Linked DNA regions of Mus musculus: region 2 is linked to region 1. A link is a loop called in an ENCODE intact Hi-C map of the cell type or tissue named here. Cell type or tissue: heart. All regions are shown on one strand. Each heading gives the region's core, and the rest is flanking DNA. Links, peaks and the distances in the headings are about the cores only. Region 1 holds the start of 4930554I06Rik (RIKEN cDNA 4930554I06 gene). Region 2 has its middle 53 kb from the start of 4930554I06Rik.

Region 1 (8,338 bases), core at 200-8,199:
GCGTATGAGAGAGATTGGTATGAGAGATCCCAGCACCCACATAAATTTGTCATGTCTATAATCCTGGAGTGCAGGAACTAAAGGGTCCCTGACACTGGCAAGTGAGTTAATAGTAAGTTCCAGGTTCAATGAGAGACACCGTCACAAAAAATCAAGAGTACAATTGAAGAAGATATCCACTGTTGCGTTCTAGCCTCCACATCCCTGTGCACGTGTGCACTCACAAACACACACACCCCATCCACAAATGCACACACACAAACACACCTAAAAGCCATACATGTAAGCTTGCTATTGCTGATATTAGTGGGTCAAAAGAAGCTGTGTACAAAAAAAATGTATGCAGTTACATGTGTTTCTCTTAGAAGTTAAGCTTTACATATTTATCAACTAAGGCATTAAATACCAGCCAACTGGAATTCAGCACAGTGCAGATGTTAACAGGAACCTCATATGTTTAGCATTTGTCTCCACAGATTAAAAGTTTCAAGACGCACGTGGATAACCTGTTAGAACTGTGGGAAATCATTGAAGATGAGAGACTGAATGAGAGAAGGAGATTATACAAGGCTATAACCCACGGAATTCAAAATGATAAACAAAACACACACACACACACACAAACACATACACACAAACACATACACACATACACACACACACATACACACACATATGGGGGGCGGGAGGAAGGAATGGAAAGAAACATATTTAGAAGTGCTACATTCATGTAGCCAAACACTATCATTAAAATAAAAGCATTTAATACATATCACCAAAAAAAAAAGGGAAGCCTGGATAATAAGGTTGTACATTTAATGCATCAGTAAATAAAACATTTTATTTCCAGTTATAAAGGTCTTCAAGAATGTTATTGGTCATTATTTCCAATGAGCAACTATGTTCCCAAGGGCACTGAGTATAATAAAGTGAATCTGACAATATGCTTACTTTTAAAAGCTGATGCGCTTTGGTTATAAGAATACATTGGAAAGGGTTCTCCTCTCCTGTTGGCAGAAATTCAAGCACTCAAACATTTTGTTTAGGAAGAACTGGGAAGGTGTATGTTGGTCAGGCAAGGAGTTAGCTGACTGTGTATAGTGGAATATGGTCCTAGATACCATGAAAAGATGCATCATCACCACCACCATCATCACCATCACTACCATCACCATCATTATCATTGTTACCATCATCATCACTGTTAGCAGCATCAGCAGTCAGAAATGTGAATTTTCTGGTTTCATGCGGGACCTATGGGGAATCACAACCTGAGGATGGACCCCCACAGCCTGGATTCTCATAAGCCCCTGAGAGGTTGTTGGAACTTAAGCTAAAGCTTTGATCCTAATGGATATAGCAGTTATAAACAACCTGGCCTGACCTCCAGCAGTGAAAGAACATGTACAGATACGTGCTTTTTTTCAAAATCAGTAATGAATGTGCTTGAAGACCCAGCAAAGGCCTTATCCTCTGAAACCTGCTAAAGAAGAGAGAACCGGACTCCCCCTCCCCCACTCTTCTGCTGCTGCTCAAGATCCCCCAGGCAGGACAGGCCTCTTCTTACTCATGATTTTGTCCTTGTGGTAACTGCACAGTACCTAGTAATTGAGATGCTTGTTAACATGAAATGGGAAGGTTGGGAATAAACAGATGGAGTATGATTTATTGTGCCAAGGTAAAATCACTACTTTAGAGTAGAACGGAAACAAACAGGTAAGAGTGAGGAACGGTATACATAGGTTCCAGGCAAACAGCAGAAAAGAGAACAATAGTCCTGGAGGGAACTGGACAGACATGTTGGGACAGCTCCTGTGAGTCACCTACCGCTGAATCTTGAGTTGCCTCTGACCTGTCAGAAGTCAAATCCGGTGTTACCTATGTCCTAGTCTGATGAAGCCAGTGTTTTCAGTTACTTTAAGTTTATTTTGAGGTTGGATTTCTATTGAGCAGCCAGCACTGTGCTTAGAGCTGGCTGAATGAGGCGCTACTTTATAGATACTTAGTAGTGTTTTTTCAACCATAGCACTGGTGTTATTTGAGGCCTGATGGTCCTGAGCTGTTGCCAGCTGTCTTGAGATTGTCTGAGTTGCACTCCTACCTTTGGCTTCTACCCAACAGAGGCTAATAGGTTCCCACACTTCCAGGAGGAACAAACAAAAAAAATGTCTTCAGGCATGGCTAAATGTTCTTCAAAAGACATGTCTTACAATTGAGAATATCAGGAGTGATGTCAGATGGAGGCAGGGGGGTCCGAAATCTTTAAAGTGCCATGTCAATGCCATTGGGGTGGCAGAAGATTGGAGGCCCTTAACGGGGTGGGAGACAGGGAGAGCCGAGGGAAATTTAGGGAGTGAGATGGGGCTGCATCTCCGTGCCTGAGCAGCGGGTAACCTGGGGGAGACCTGAAGGCCCGGCAGGTGAGGGGAAGGACAGAAGAACGAGGTACTGGGAATGAGCGATGTCAGGCTAAAGACAGGGGTGAGAATCTGCAGAAGTCTGAGACAGCTTAGGACATTAAAGACACTCAAGGCAGGGAAGGGCAATCAGTCAGTTCTTCTGCAGTGTAAACTGAGAAGGGTGAGCAGGCTCAAGCAGGAACCCTGAGCCAGAGATAACACAGTGCTTCACAGCCCAAGGTCAGTCCTCTATCCCCGAGGACAGTGAGCTTGCCACTATTCACTCCCTTCCCTCCAGGTCACTGAACACCACACCACACCCCCCCCCCCAACACACACACACACAAACACACACACACTGTCCTTGATCCTGATGATTGTAGACGTGACATATTTTACTTCTTCACTGATTGCAGAAACCAGTGGAGACTTTGCAAAACATCACACACCTTTCTCTTGGGATTTGGGGCACCCGTACTTAAAAGGAAGCATAGACTTTGAAAATGGAGGGGGGCGGGGGGTTAGCAATATATTTAATCTGAAATCATTCCGACAAACAAATACACCAACAAACCGAACCAAGCAAGCAAGCAAGTAAAACAAACAAAAACCAAAAGCAAGCAAGCCGTTTTAAGGATAAATATTGTCATCTGTCTGACTCTCTTGACTGTAGTAAGCTTCTGTTTAATGTTTAGCTTAGTTCCTGGTTAGGCAGGAGGAGTTTGCCCAGTGTTTATTGGATCACTATGCTTACTTTGTTAATAATGGCAACAACACTTCTGGAGGGCATAATAATCCACCATAAACTGTGTAAGGAGGTGAGCTCATGTGATCATTATAACAACCGGAGCTCAAAAGAAAAAAAAAATTAATTGTTTGCCTGTTACACATTTTATCTTACCCTTAACCCATTATTCTGCCTTGCTTTCTGTCCCTCCCATGAAAGCAAATTGATAAAAAATTATTTCCTATCTCATGTGTTTAGTCTCACTGTAGGTGAGATTTAAAAAAAATCACAACTGATAGATGGAAAGTGTGGTTACATATTTTCAATTTTTTTTAATCCTGCAATTACAGACTAGCAATAGAGCGCGTGCCCTTCCAGGTGCAAGCTTGCTTTTGCAAGTTAGGAAACATGGCCACCTGGCTGTTTGGTGCAGAGCCGAGGTCAAACCTAGGACGCTACCTTCATACACTGTGGTGATCGCAGAGACACACACAGGTTAATGTTTATGCCTGTTGACTCAGTGTCTCGAAGGACACGCCACCAAATCTTCACAGCCAGGCCCTTGACTGTGGTGTATTCTCTCCTTTAGCTTGTCTTATGTAGAAGGATGCGTCAGCTGAAGGCTGACTTCAAGGGCAGAAGAAATAGCATAGTCGAGCAGAACAGCATGTGTGCTCGCCTCTTCTTCCATGGCTGTACTTGGCAATACTATCCAGGTGTCCACGTCCAAATATAATACCTTGTTTTTCTTTTTCCGCTGAAGAGGAAACAAAGTCCTAAGAGGCTAAATGTTGCATGGGACTTTGTTAGCCAATTCAACATCTGTTTGCATCTTTAAAAAAAAATGACTCATATCTATTCCTTATAAGTAGGGCAGGAGGGCAGCTGGAATTTCCCAGCTCACTCTGTGTCACTGCTTCCTGCTGCTCTTTGTCCTCCCAGGCATATTTTATTGGCAAAAAGAAAAAAAAAAAAAGAAAAAAAAAAAAGAAACAAACACTGTACTACCTCGGGGCAGCTGCCTGCGCTGACTCACGCCTCTTCTGTTTGTGTTGGGAAAGCTGCGGGCAAAGCAAGGACCTTCCTTTAATTACAGTGTGAATAACCAAATGCATTCTGAAACTTTGTTACTCAATAGCTCACCCAGAAGGAACACTGATGGTATCCAGCCAATCAAAGGCCATCTGCCGACTACAATCGGAGCTTGTCACTGATGGCAAGACCCAGTGGGTGGATCATCACCAAAAGAAGGAAAAACATAGTATGAGTTGTGTTTCTATCTTAAAACAAAACAAAAGAAAACAACCCCAAACTGATCAAACAAAACCCCCATTCCTCCTCACATGTCCTCAACCAAAGCTGAGCATCTATTGGCTTGATTTATTCCTGAAACTTGAAAACCTATGTACTCAATTTGGAAGGAGGAAGGCAAAGGGGGTGTGTGGGAGTGGGGACAGACAGAGACAGACAGACAGAAAAAGAGAGACAGAGAAGGGAGGGGAGAGAGAGTGGGGGAGCAGGATCTACAAAATGGTAACATTGAACACCGGAAGAAGAAGAAGAGAGGACCTTGTGAAGATCTAGTCAATTCTCCTGACTGGGGTTCTCATTTTAGGACTCAATTTAACACACTGCCCTGCTCAACCTTTATTGTTTCATTTCCTATGCAACTTGTCTTAGACAGTGGCTTTGTTCTGATGTCTTTAATACATTCCAGTGATTCTCTATGTCAAACAGAGAAGGGGTGGGGCAAAAAAAAAACAAAAAAACAAAAAAACCCCAAAACAAAAAACAAAAAAAAAACCCTCAATGGATACAATTAAACTACCTCTACATGTTCAGATTTTTAAGATCCTACTTAATTGAGCAAGCTCTGTTTTGCAAAACTTAATCTACAAGAGAAGAAATAAAAATTTAAGTCAGTAAGATTAACTTCTCAGTTCATTCGTTTACTTTTAAATGTTGTATTCTGACCCAAAGCATTTCCCCATCCCTCCTGGGTGCTTTAGAAGAAAGTAAATCAGGCGTCTAAACCCAGAAACAAACTCCCGTGGAAAACCAAACCAAATCACGATAAAAACAAGACCAAAGAGAATAACAATAACAAAACTTTCAAATAGCCAGCATGCTTCTAGTTAAGCCAGCAAGGCCTCCGGGTGGGCAGACACAGGTACCCATGGACATTGCGGGTGAAGAGGTCTTCTCTTCTCTTCCTGGTTGTGTCCTGCCCACAGTGTAACCCTAAGCAAACACCCAGCACAGGCCATGGAGAGAAGCTGAGTCAGGCCTTGGCGATGGGCCTAATATCACATTTGAAGTGGGTTTTCTTAAGCACTGGATGAGCAGATTTACCCCTGGGGGTCTTCCCTTGACCCCTAGCTGGTCTTCCTCTTGAGAGCGAGGCTAGACTGTGGCTCCAAAGTCTCCCAACTTAAGAGTCCAGCCCAAGGTGCTCCGTTGCTTGTCCTTGGGTTCTACTGATTTAAAAAACAAAGATCTTCTCAAACCTTGCTTAAAATGGAACCTTCTGGATTCTATCTCCAGACACTACCCCTGTAGCAGCCCTGTGGTGGGGCCCAGGCATCCACCCCGAAACCACAGGTTGATATTCTGGCATTTCCTGGTTTGGCTCTGATCCTTTGGGGTTGTTTACCAGCCCAGCGTGCGCGAGAGCTGCAGCCTTTCCTCAGCCCTCCCCCATGCCAGTGACTCACTCCTGGGGTGGTTACTAGTGCCACTCTGGGCATTGAGGAGACTGCCTGCTCCCTTGATGCCTGCTGGCTTTACTGTTTGTTCCCTCCTTGACTTGTCATAGGAGAGTATGTTATTGTTCCTCTTGCTCCTGCTATCAGACTACAAGGACCAGTGTGGTTTGCATCACAGAAGGGGCGTGCCCTTGGTATTTTCCTGTTCTATCTACTGTACTCAGGTTCTATTATCACGTGATGGGGCGGGGTGGTACTGTGGCCTCCAATAGAACCTTGTGACCTCAAATACCCGCAGATGGTCCCCTCACTTGTTTTCTGAGTCATGAAGGAACCATCCGTTGATACAATCCGACAGTACTCCCGTTTTCTTCCACTTCTTGCTCTATCGGAATTCTGGGCAGCTCTTTCAAAGACTAAAAGTTTGTAGCTGCCTCAGATTATATATTGGAATCCTAGTCCCACAGAGGTGGTGTTAACAGATAAAGTCTATGGAAGGAAGCTAGGATAGGAGTGTGGAGTCCACATTCATGGAATTAATGTCCTTATAATCAAGGCCCTGGAGAACTAGTGACCTCTTGCACCATGAGAGGACACAGAGGAGGAGCCATCTATGACAAAGCAGGCTTCTTTAGAAATCAGTCTGCTAAGTGAACATCCTATCTTCCAGAACTGTGAGAAACAAGAATTGTTCCCCCCCCCCCAAAGCTATCTAGTGTATGGTCTTTTATAAGACATATAACTTATCCTTCTGATGGTTCTACATATGAGGACCTCAACCACTGACATCCATCTACCCACATTCCTGGGTATCTGAGGTAGCTGGGGGTTGTTGCAGTTTGAATGTGAAATGCCTATTGCCAGCAGTTGGTAACACTGTTTTGTAAGAAGGTTATGGAGTCCTTAAGAGAGGGAGCTTCACCAAAGGAATTACATCACTAGGTGTGGGACTTGACCTTGTAAGGGAATAGTCTAGGCTCAGGAAGCCCCAAGACCACGTTCTCTGCACAGTGGAGATTTATTTGCCCCAGAGGGACAAAGGCAGAGAATAAGAGACAAAGACAGGAGATAAAGGTCAAGGAAACAGGAGAAGGGAACAAGGGAGAGGAGGCAGGGGTATGTCCTGGATTGGGTCAGAGGACTACCTCTGGCTAGAGAGGAGACAGACACACAAGCAAAGGGCAGTTTATAAATGTAAAGGGGGAAACGCTGTGTTAGAATGAGGTGTTTAATTTTAACTGTACAGGCTAAGGGGCTTTTGATTGCTGGACTTCAATACTTTGATAGAGCTTGGTGGTCAGCCTCAAGAGGAAGAAGTAGCCAAATAAGAGAATAGACCTTGGAAGCCAGCTTTTAGGGATGTAATCTAATGGCCTTTAGTAAGGCAGAGAGAATGGGGGAAAGGACAAGACCAGGCAGAGTCACGTGTACCATGCTCAGGCTGGCTACAGTCCCTTCAGACATGGTGGAGTTTGGGAGTTTTAAAGGCTTGTTTGTTTGTTTGGGTTTTGTTTTTTAGTAGCAGTTTTTAGTCTGCCTTCTAATCCCTACATACTTTTAAGCTAGAAAATATGATCAACTGATTTAGGTTTCTGCTGCCGTAGCTTCACTAATATGGCTGACTGTATCCCTTCGAACTGTATGTCAAAATAAAAAATAAAACCCATTAAAGCCCATTTTTAAGTTGCCTTTGTCCTAACCAAGGCATTTACTCACAGCAACAGGGAAAATGATGTATAATACCTAGGTTTATCCACTAAGCTTCATTGTTTCACATTCAGGCTAAACTTAAAACTCATGACCTTCCTCTAAGTGCTGGGATTGTATTTCTTACAGAAGAGGACAGCTTATGTGCAACAATTACCCCTCACAGTTTTGTGAACTAGTAAAGAACTACTAAGGGACATGAAGCCAGGAAAGGGGCAACATTACAGTGTGATAGCCCTGTTTAGAATATGTTAAAAATCAAGTTCTAGCACCACATCTGGTGGCCCACCTGTAATCCCAACGTTAAGGAGGCTCAGACAGAAAGACTGCAACGTGGAGGTCAGTCTGAGCTATACGGCAAAGACCAAGGCCCCAAATAATAACAATAAATTCAGGTCTTAGAACATTCTCTAACACTCTCTAGCAATCAATGTTATTAAAGGCTTGAGCCTCTGTCTACTGTCCCACTGAGAGGATGTAGACATGTTAAAGGGTGGGGCCTTATGGGAGGTCTTCAGATCATTGGGAATGTGTCCTTAAAGGTACAGTACACTTTCTCCTTATTCTTCCTCTCTCCCATCCTAGCCATGAGATAGTTTGTTTTACCATACACTCCCCGCCATAATATAGTAGTGCCTTGTCACAGGGCTCAAAGCACACCAAAATCTACAAACCCATGAGCCTAAACTAAACCTTGCTTCTTTTATGTCACCCCACCCCCTCCAGTAATGGAAGGCTACCACTTAAATATGGAACACTACTTTTTAATAATAAATTCTGTTGTGATATATATATATATA
Region 2 (8,338 bases), core at 178-8,177, 54 kb after region 1:
TGTTTTGTAGTTACTGAATTTTCAACTTGGAATTCTTCAAATACACAGAAAAATAAAATAAAATAAACACGTGCTTACCATTTGGACTTAAGAGAAATGAATTCATCAGTCCTCCTTTTTTGTAATAAACTCTTAGGCACATCAAGCAATCATCTCACTGTGTCACTTTTCCCTCCTTTCTTCTTTCTGAGGATTCTTCTTCGTTTGCTTCTCTGAGGTTTGCTGTACCCAGCTCCCCAGAAGCCAGTGGGAAGCAGAACACTAGTCTTTTGTTTCTCCTTATATTAGTGGGATTCTCTCTCTCTCTCTCTCTCTCTCTCTCTCTCTCTCTCTCTCCCCCCCCTTCCTCTCACTACTCTCTCTTCAATTCATCTTTAAGAAAAAGCGATGTAGGCAGATGTGCAGGCAGGCACTAGCCCGAATCTGTCGCCAACCCCTCCCGAGTGGGTGCATGCAAATTAAGGTGCCGGCAGACTGACCAATCCCAGGAGGACACATAGCCCTCCCCAGTGCTGGGGTGTATATAAGCAGTCCTCCCTGGGTTCCCGGGGTTTCCGTAGCATCGAGGCGTTCCTGCAATAAAGCTGTTGAGAAGAATCCGACCGTGTTGCGTTTTTCCTTGCCGGATGAGGTGAGCGAAACACAAGATTTGTTATGTTTCTGCACATAGCTTGACTCTACCCTGTGATACCCATTTTCTCTCTAGTTCACTTTATCATTATGCACAGTGCCACGGAGTCCTCGGGGGTCTCTCCTTTACGTGGGCTGTGTATGGCTTTCATAGACTTGGGAAGCATGGCACTAAGCAAGGTGTCCAGCATTGAGAACACCATGACTGCCTTCGGAGAAGATATCCCTACACCCTGCCGAGTTCTTTCAGGGTTGACAGCACAAATTCTTGTTTTAGGATGGTTGTTAAGCTTGTTGGTCATGAAATGATATATTATTGCTGCTTAAAGAGGCTTCCCCCTGATGACTAGTGAGGGTTTACATTTTCCCCCACATATTTATCAGCTGTCTGGGGTTTTCTCTCATGTGAGTTCTGCTCACGTACTTCAACTATTTTACAGTTGTCTAATCATAGCCCACCCAACTGTTCTGTCTCTCGGATATTGCAAGTGAGGGATAGCTCCCCACATCCAGCCCTAAGTAGCAACTGATAAACGTTCTGTCAGTTTTAATATATACTTCAGGGAGATGAAATTTGATTCAAAATAAGGAAGGATGGTGTAGGTAGGTGGGCAGTGTGCTCTATGAATAGGAATTTGAGGCTGAAGTAAGAATAAACATACACCTTTAAAATCCGCCACCCACTAATAGCCTCACTGGTCCACGATGACATTAGCAGGCTGTGCCAGCATTTCTATCTACCACAGTGACACAGGATGAAAGACAAAAGGAATGATATTGCTAAGTAAGCCCTGTGCATGAGCCTTGGAATAGAATGTACCTCTCTTGAAACTGTTAAAAAAAAAAAAAAAAAAAAAACAGGCAGTAGCTACTGTACAAGATGGCTTAGCCAGAACCAGCAGGTCTTGTTTTTGTCTGTATTCTTTTTTAAAAATAAATATAATAAACTACTCTCAGAAAAAATTTTAAAAAGACTAATTGCATCACACTTTAATTGGGATTTCTGTTTAGTGGTATTTATTACTATTTATTTTGTTTGTTTATTTATTTATTTATATTTACCTCTCAATTTCTCTCAAAAGACTGTCAGATTGTGGCCAAGGTCTGCAATCCACATTAGTATTCTTTAGAAATGGTGCTTTAAGGCATGGTGAGATTGGCAGGGGAGAGAGCACTGGGTAGTGAAGGGACACAGGATAGGAATGTGTGGCGAGCACTGTTACTCTCCACACAGGTTGCCATCCCAACCGGTGCCTGCTCAGGAACTGACAGGATTGGTTCATGATCTCAGAGTGAGCCCCGTTGCACAGCCTGCTTCCACTGCGGAGGCTGGGAGCCTTTGACTCTCCAGTAGACAACGGGATTCAAATCATCTTCTAGTTTACCCAGTAGGAGATAAATAATAATGCATCCGTATGCTGCGTTTACACATATTATTTTAATTTTTGTTCTAGGAGAATAGATAATTTTGAAAGACTAAATACTTTGTTCTTAAACTTTCATAATTTCTCTGGAACAAGCAAACTGGGAATAGTGACAACAGCCTGAGCCTTCCAGAAGGTAACAACTGTGAGAGATTTTCATGGGCAGCTGGGGGGAGCACAGACACAGATGGCCTGTCTTTATTGGTCCTCTCTTGCCCAGAAAGCCATATTAAATAAAATAAAGGAGCCTCATACCAGAGGGGGGTGTGTCACACCAGCCTTCGGGTGACCTTGGGTCCTCACTCTGGTCTCTCTTTGCTTAGGTCTGTTACAGTTCCTCTCATTACATCATAGTCCAGGGCTTGTGGCATTTTTATTCTTACTGGAAATGACAGCACCGTGACACACTGAGTTTCTGATTGGTGCCTCTTAGTCCACAAATAGCATGATAACGGAAACTGGGCTCACACTTATCTTCCCATCAGCTCAAACAGTGGTCAGAAATACAAGGAGAACTTGTTGAGGGAAGGAACCCATGAGAATGTTTTCAGTGGCGATATTTATGAAGTAAGGGAAATGGGTTTGCTTTCTGTAGAAAGATTGGACCAGGTTGGGTAGAATCTCCGTTAAGATGTCAAAGCAGGGCCCGAGGTGTATATAGTTCAGAAGGCAGAGTGCTTACATAGTGTGGGCAAGGCTTGGATTTGATATTAGCACTCTATTCCCATAGCGCTCCTCTTTCATCCCATTGTATGTCAAAGGAAGTTGTATGAAATCACCCTTAGAAAGCAATTCTGATGGATGTAGCAGTAGGAAACAAATCTTATTTCCATAGAGCAAGAGCTTTGGCCACAGCAACAGCCAACGACTGCATTTGTTATGAGATTGATGAAAAGGGTGAAACCATTCTTAAGCTCCAAGAGGTCCCCTAAGAAGTCAGATGGTCTCAGCTGGATACCTCCCCCATGTCCTCTTCTCCCATCTTCCTTGTCTGTCTTTCCTCCCCTTTCTTGTTCTCCCCTTTCCTTCTCTCCCCTCTCTATCTTCTCAGACCTCCTCTTTACTGCTCCATCTTCCTCTCTATTAAGTGCTCAGGGTCCCTTTTATCAATAAGTAGAGACTCTTACAGGAGTCACTGTGCTAACAGTTAGGTGTCAAGACAAATCAGTTACTCTGCCCCGCCCTCCACCACCCAGCACCAGAATGGCCCTTTGGACTTTGCCTGGATCCTCCTGGCTCCCATTTCTGCCTGCACTGTCCACTGTCCTCCACTTGCCCTGATTGGCCTTACTATTCTTTGTTTGTTTGTTTTTTTGTTTTTTGTTTTGTTTTGTTTTTCGAGACAGGGTTTCTCTGTGTAGCCCTGGCTGTCCTGGAACTCACTTTGTAGTCCAGGCTGGCCTCGAACTCAGAAATACGCCTGCCTCTGCCTCCCAAGTGCTGGGATTAAAGGCGTGCGCCACCACTGTCTGACTTTACTATTCTTTAATATGGACAATTGGTTTGCTTTTTTTCTCTCTCTCTCTCCTTCTTATTGACATTATCCTCCAAGACCTACTTTGTTTTGCTTCTCTTCAGAGTGTAATCCAGGGATAAGCAATTATTGCTCATTCACTGGTTTAGGTCACAGCATGAGGCTGATGCCTCTAACTGCTCCTTTTCCAACAATATCTCTGTCCCTGTCTCTCCTATGGAAACTTCTGGAGCTACCGGTCTTCCAGCCCTTTGGAGGCTCACATTTAGGTTAACTGATTTGTAATTCTCCAACCTCTCTGTGAGTTCATAGGGAAAGCTGGCACACCTTATTCAAGAGCCAGAGTTCTACGGCCCACTGGGATGAAGTCAAAACTCAGGATACTTGTGTTCACCGGAGAAACTGATCTATCAATGATGGCAGGGACTGGCAAGGACAGTGTGCAACGCTGCCATTTCCACTCAATTAGGAAGATCATTCTGTGAAGGCCCAAGTTTCTGGGGCGTCCTGATTGAGGTCAGCAAACCTGTGGGGAGAGCAGCTTCCTGGCTAAGCTGTGAGCCAAATATCTTCAGCTTTATGGGAGGAACTAGGTTAACTCTTGCCAAACTGGTTCACCAGGAACAATGACTAAGCAGTTTCATTTTATTTTATTTTTGTATGTCTGGGACTAGATGATCTCAGCTATGAACACATTTACAACCTGGAGTTTCAAGGGAGAGGAGTATTGACTTGCAATGCAAACAAGGGAGCCAAGTTATGGCCTCTCAGGCAGCCAGCGTAACTGCTGCTGTTTGATGCTATACTCGGTCTTTACCTCCTTCCATTTAACTTTTCTTCTTCCTGTAGGGTTTTGGGGATGCTGTCTTCTCTTTAGCACTAGTAACTTCTCTTCGCCATGGTCCATGTCTATTTTGTGTGTAAGTGTCTGTTCATGTATGGGCTCATGCCTGCATGTGTGCATTTCCTAATCTTGCCGCAGCAAGGTGGAGAATCCCAAACAGGCATACTCATGACATCCTATCTTTCTATTAATCTCACCAGAGACTAAAAGCAATTGACAAAGGAGCAGGCTTCCTAGGTCTCCTTTCCAGACTGCGTCTGAAGCTGAGTGACCTGTCTTCAGGCAGGAAGTGTCTTTTTGGAGTCTGAACATGCCTGCGTTCTCAGAGCTGCTTTTGGTGGCAGATCCAGGCAGCAGCAGGTCAGGCCTAAGGGCAGCAGTGACCTAGCTTGCCGTCAGGCCGGGTTTCCTGTGCTGAGTTGGGAGGGATGATCCAAGGGCAGTTATGGAAATGGAGCTTTTCACTAGGGACACTTGTGAAAATACTAAATATGTTTTACACTTCCCTGGGTAAGGTCAGAACGTATAATCTATGCCATTGCTTGTGTTGACTACTGAGCCTGTGTTATCCTGAACCTTCTTCGTCTTGTCTAGAATTCTGAGAAACACAACTTCAGTGGTGCCGGAGGTCTGTGGTAAGAAGCTGGGGATGGGCCTCTCAGAATAGAAAGCGCCTCCTCCTATGTAGTTCCTGTCCAAACTGGCTGCTTCATATTCTTCCGGCTTCCATCACTGTGATTAGCTTGGGAGAAGCAGTTTGAATTGGGGACTTTTTTGAGGATCTGTGGCTTCTGGAATTTCCCTAGTCCCTTTATTTTTCCTTATTCTTAACCTGCTGGAAAAAAAAATCAACACTAGCCAACCATTTCATCACAGAGATGAACTATTTCTACAAAGAGGTTATGAATATGTGTGGATATATTTGTATATGTGTGTGTGTATGTATTATGGGTATACATACCTACATATGTGTGTATAAATAATGTATACATGTGAATCACATGTATGTTCATATATGTATGTATACATATATTCTAGTATATTTACACATATAGGCAATATAAATACTTATTCACATTGGACTCTCCCATCTTATTCACAAGTGTTTCTCTTATGTCTTCAAACTTTACTCTTGCCCCTAATTTAAAACATATTCTTTCTGGTTCTCTACTAGACCCTTTTGGTCCCTACCATGTAAGACTCTAACTTGGAAATCTCAGATTCACATCTCCAAGTCACCTGGGCTTCAGTGGGACTGACATCAGAATCACATGGCTCTAAGCAAGTCCTATAAATACCATTCGGACCTTTTACTTCGTGATGGGTCCAGTACACTCATGTATAACACTGGCTCCCCAGATAATGGCTGCCCACACAAGGTTGAAAACCTCCACTGTAAAATTGGACTCATGGCTTTCTCCTGGGCCATGACTCCATGGGTCCTACCTCTGAAATTGGAACAGATGAAAATAGAAGTATATGCCAGGTTCTATTGTGTTCTAAGTACTATACGCATATTGATTTATTTACTCTCCAGGACAGTCATATCTCTTTAATTCAGGGATGAGGCTAACAAGATTCAAGGAGCCCAGGTCATTCTCCAAAGGGGGCACAGCTAAGAAAGAGCCATGAGGAGGCCATGGTCCATGCCTGTGGCCAAGTAGATACACTGTGCTTATCTTAGCAGAAAAGCAAATGCCTGGAACATCACAGTCCTACCCAATCAATTTCACTTGGTATGGACTCCAGTGTCCATTATCTGGCTTTGTAAGTGCTCGGAGATATCCCAAATTGCCCAGAGGTCAAGCAGCATAAAAACAGTGTGCCGTGAATTCCTTACTATATTGTCTTGTTTATTTTTTTATTTGTTTACTCGGAAGAATTGTCTCATTTCTTTCCAAGAAACTCTGCTACATTCTCACTGTATGACCTTATCCAGATCTTTCTCACCCAGTAGTTTCAAAACTTAGGTCTTTGTCATTTCCAGGCAGGGAATCCAGTCTAACTCCATTTTTGCCCTTTCTTCCCTATGTCTTTTTCTCTCCTTCCTTTTTGCACTTACAACACTGAAGACAGCAACATCAAGCTCTTCTAATCCTGGGAGTGGCTCTGTGTGTGTGTGTGTGTGTGTGTGTGTGTGTGTGTGTGTGTGTCTGTGTGTGTGTCTGTGTGTGTGTCTGTGTGTGTGTGTATGTGTATCCAACTCCTGCCTACAGTTTTACTTTACATTTGGATACAATAACCTCCCCCCTAAGTTACTTACTTAGCATTAAATGCATTCTCTTCACAGTGAGAGTGACTTCTGAGTCTGAAACTACTGATAACATGGCACATCCTCAAAACTACAATCTCATTCAGGGTTGGAGCATATCCAAGTCAAACCAGAGATACTCCCATGATGCTCTGCCTTCACTCAGGCTTACAAGGGGGAGGGATCATTTTCTGCTGACTATTCTCTGTCTTCTCCACATATACAGAACATCCAGATTGTTCAAGAAATGTTTGATTACCTAATAAAACAGCTTGCTTCTTCCCCAAAATATATTTGACACTATTTAAGATGCATTGGGAAACCTAAGTGTCTTCCAATACCTTCATCAATAATGCATAATGGGGCACTGGAGAGATGACTTAGCAGTTAAGAGAACTGACTGCTCTTCTGAAGGTCCTGAGTTCAAATCCCAGCAACCACATGGCGGCTCACAACCATCTGTAATGGGATCTGATGCTCTTTTTTGGAGTGTCTGAAGACAGCTACAGTGTACTTACATATAATTAAAAATCTTTTTTAAAAATGATGCATAATGACCAGTAAAATATAAGCATCTTTGAGTTCAGCATGCACACAGCCATCTCGGATGGCTACTTCTTCTCTGTCAAATAGAATCAAGGTCCAGAGAAAGCTGACAGGAAATCTTTAGTTTAGGGGTCTTTATTTTTCTTCAGTTTTGTACAGTTTCCCAAATTGGGGCTTTGTTTCCTAATGCTACTGCTCCCTATAATATTTCATGGGTAAATTTTAGAGTTTTCCCAGACCCGGGCATTTCTCATGTTATTCTGTTCAATGGCTGCCTCCTGGGCTTGCGTCCTAACTAGAGCTGCAGTTAGTATATGAGATGCATGGAATCTATATTTATCTTTTACTCTCTTTTCTAAAGGGATCCTCACTGGCAGAGCTCTGCTAGCTCTGGGTACTCTTGGGTCAGCCATGTCACTGACGGTCAGGATTCAAGCTCTGTCACGTCATGACCTTGAAGATACTTGGGTGCGGTGTGCCATCCAATCTGCCTTTCAAATGTATTCTTGGTGTATTTTGCTTAGCAATGTATTGCCTTCTCATCTCCAGAGTAACAACAGAGATGACTATAAATAAACCCAGTAATGAGGAGTGACTCAAAAGTCTGGTTATTTTTATTAGTGAACTATTCTAGCAGTGCTCACTCCATAATTTTACATCCTCATGCTTTATAACACTGAAAATAAGTCACCCCCTGCTCCACCCCCTTTCTGGTTGTAGAGAATATTTTGAGATGTTCGGCAGAAAATAAAATAAGCAACTAGAGCTATCAATTTTCATGCTGAATGGCTTTAGAGGGAACAGTGTGGCATTATATATTTAATAATAAACACAGAAAAATCTGTAGTGTTGGCAAACTCCAAGAAACAAAACATGTTTAGAAATTTTTCCTGTCCTGGCTGCATAGCCTCCCCCCCGCCCCCCGCACCCTTTTTTTCCCTCTTTAAATGTGTAAAATGAGATTTAAAGCACAGTTAATCTTGGTTTAGATGGGTGGCGTGGGTATTTACTGAGGATTTACTGAGTGCGTAAGAACAGTCTGAGGGTCTACCATCCTGAATGTGCCTGATCTTATCTGACAGGATTCTGGCCTGGCTAGTGTTTTTGTGGGAGATCACCTGGGACTACTGTGTGCTATAATCGAGTTAATATGCAAGAACAGACCCATT

Evidence for each region. Hi-C counts contacts between places; a loop is a spot of excess contacts. Peaks named below come from ENCODE experiments on the same cell type or tissue, not always from the same donor. Only the 100,000 strongest peaks of a DNase experiment are listed, where the experiment ranks them.
Region 2: it touches region 1 in a loop (2.1-fold over the local background); 3 of 42 quality-filtered maps call a loop at or near these places.

The regions. Positions count from the first base shown.
Region 1 is chr19:21,102,255-21,110,592 of GRCm38, reverse strand. 4930554I06Rik (RIKEN cDNA 4930554I06 gene) reads right to left here and starts at 5,883. Exons shown (of 2, transcript NR_126458.1): 1 at 5,841-5,883; 2 at 5,055-5,600. In heart, for the core only: no CTCF peak of the experiment used is centred there; DNase peaks (open chromatin) are centred at 4,202 and 5,832.
Region 2 is chr19:21,047,895-21,056,232 of GRCm38, reverse strand. No RefSeq gene overlaps it. Among named protein-coding and RNA genes, the nearest start is that of 4930554I06Rik, 53 kb to the left of the region's middle. In heart, for the core only: no CTCF peak of the experiment used is centred there; DNase peaks (open chromatin) are centred at 4,712 and 5,042; H3K27ac peaks cover 395 bases.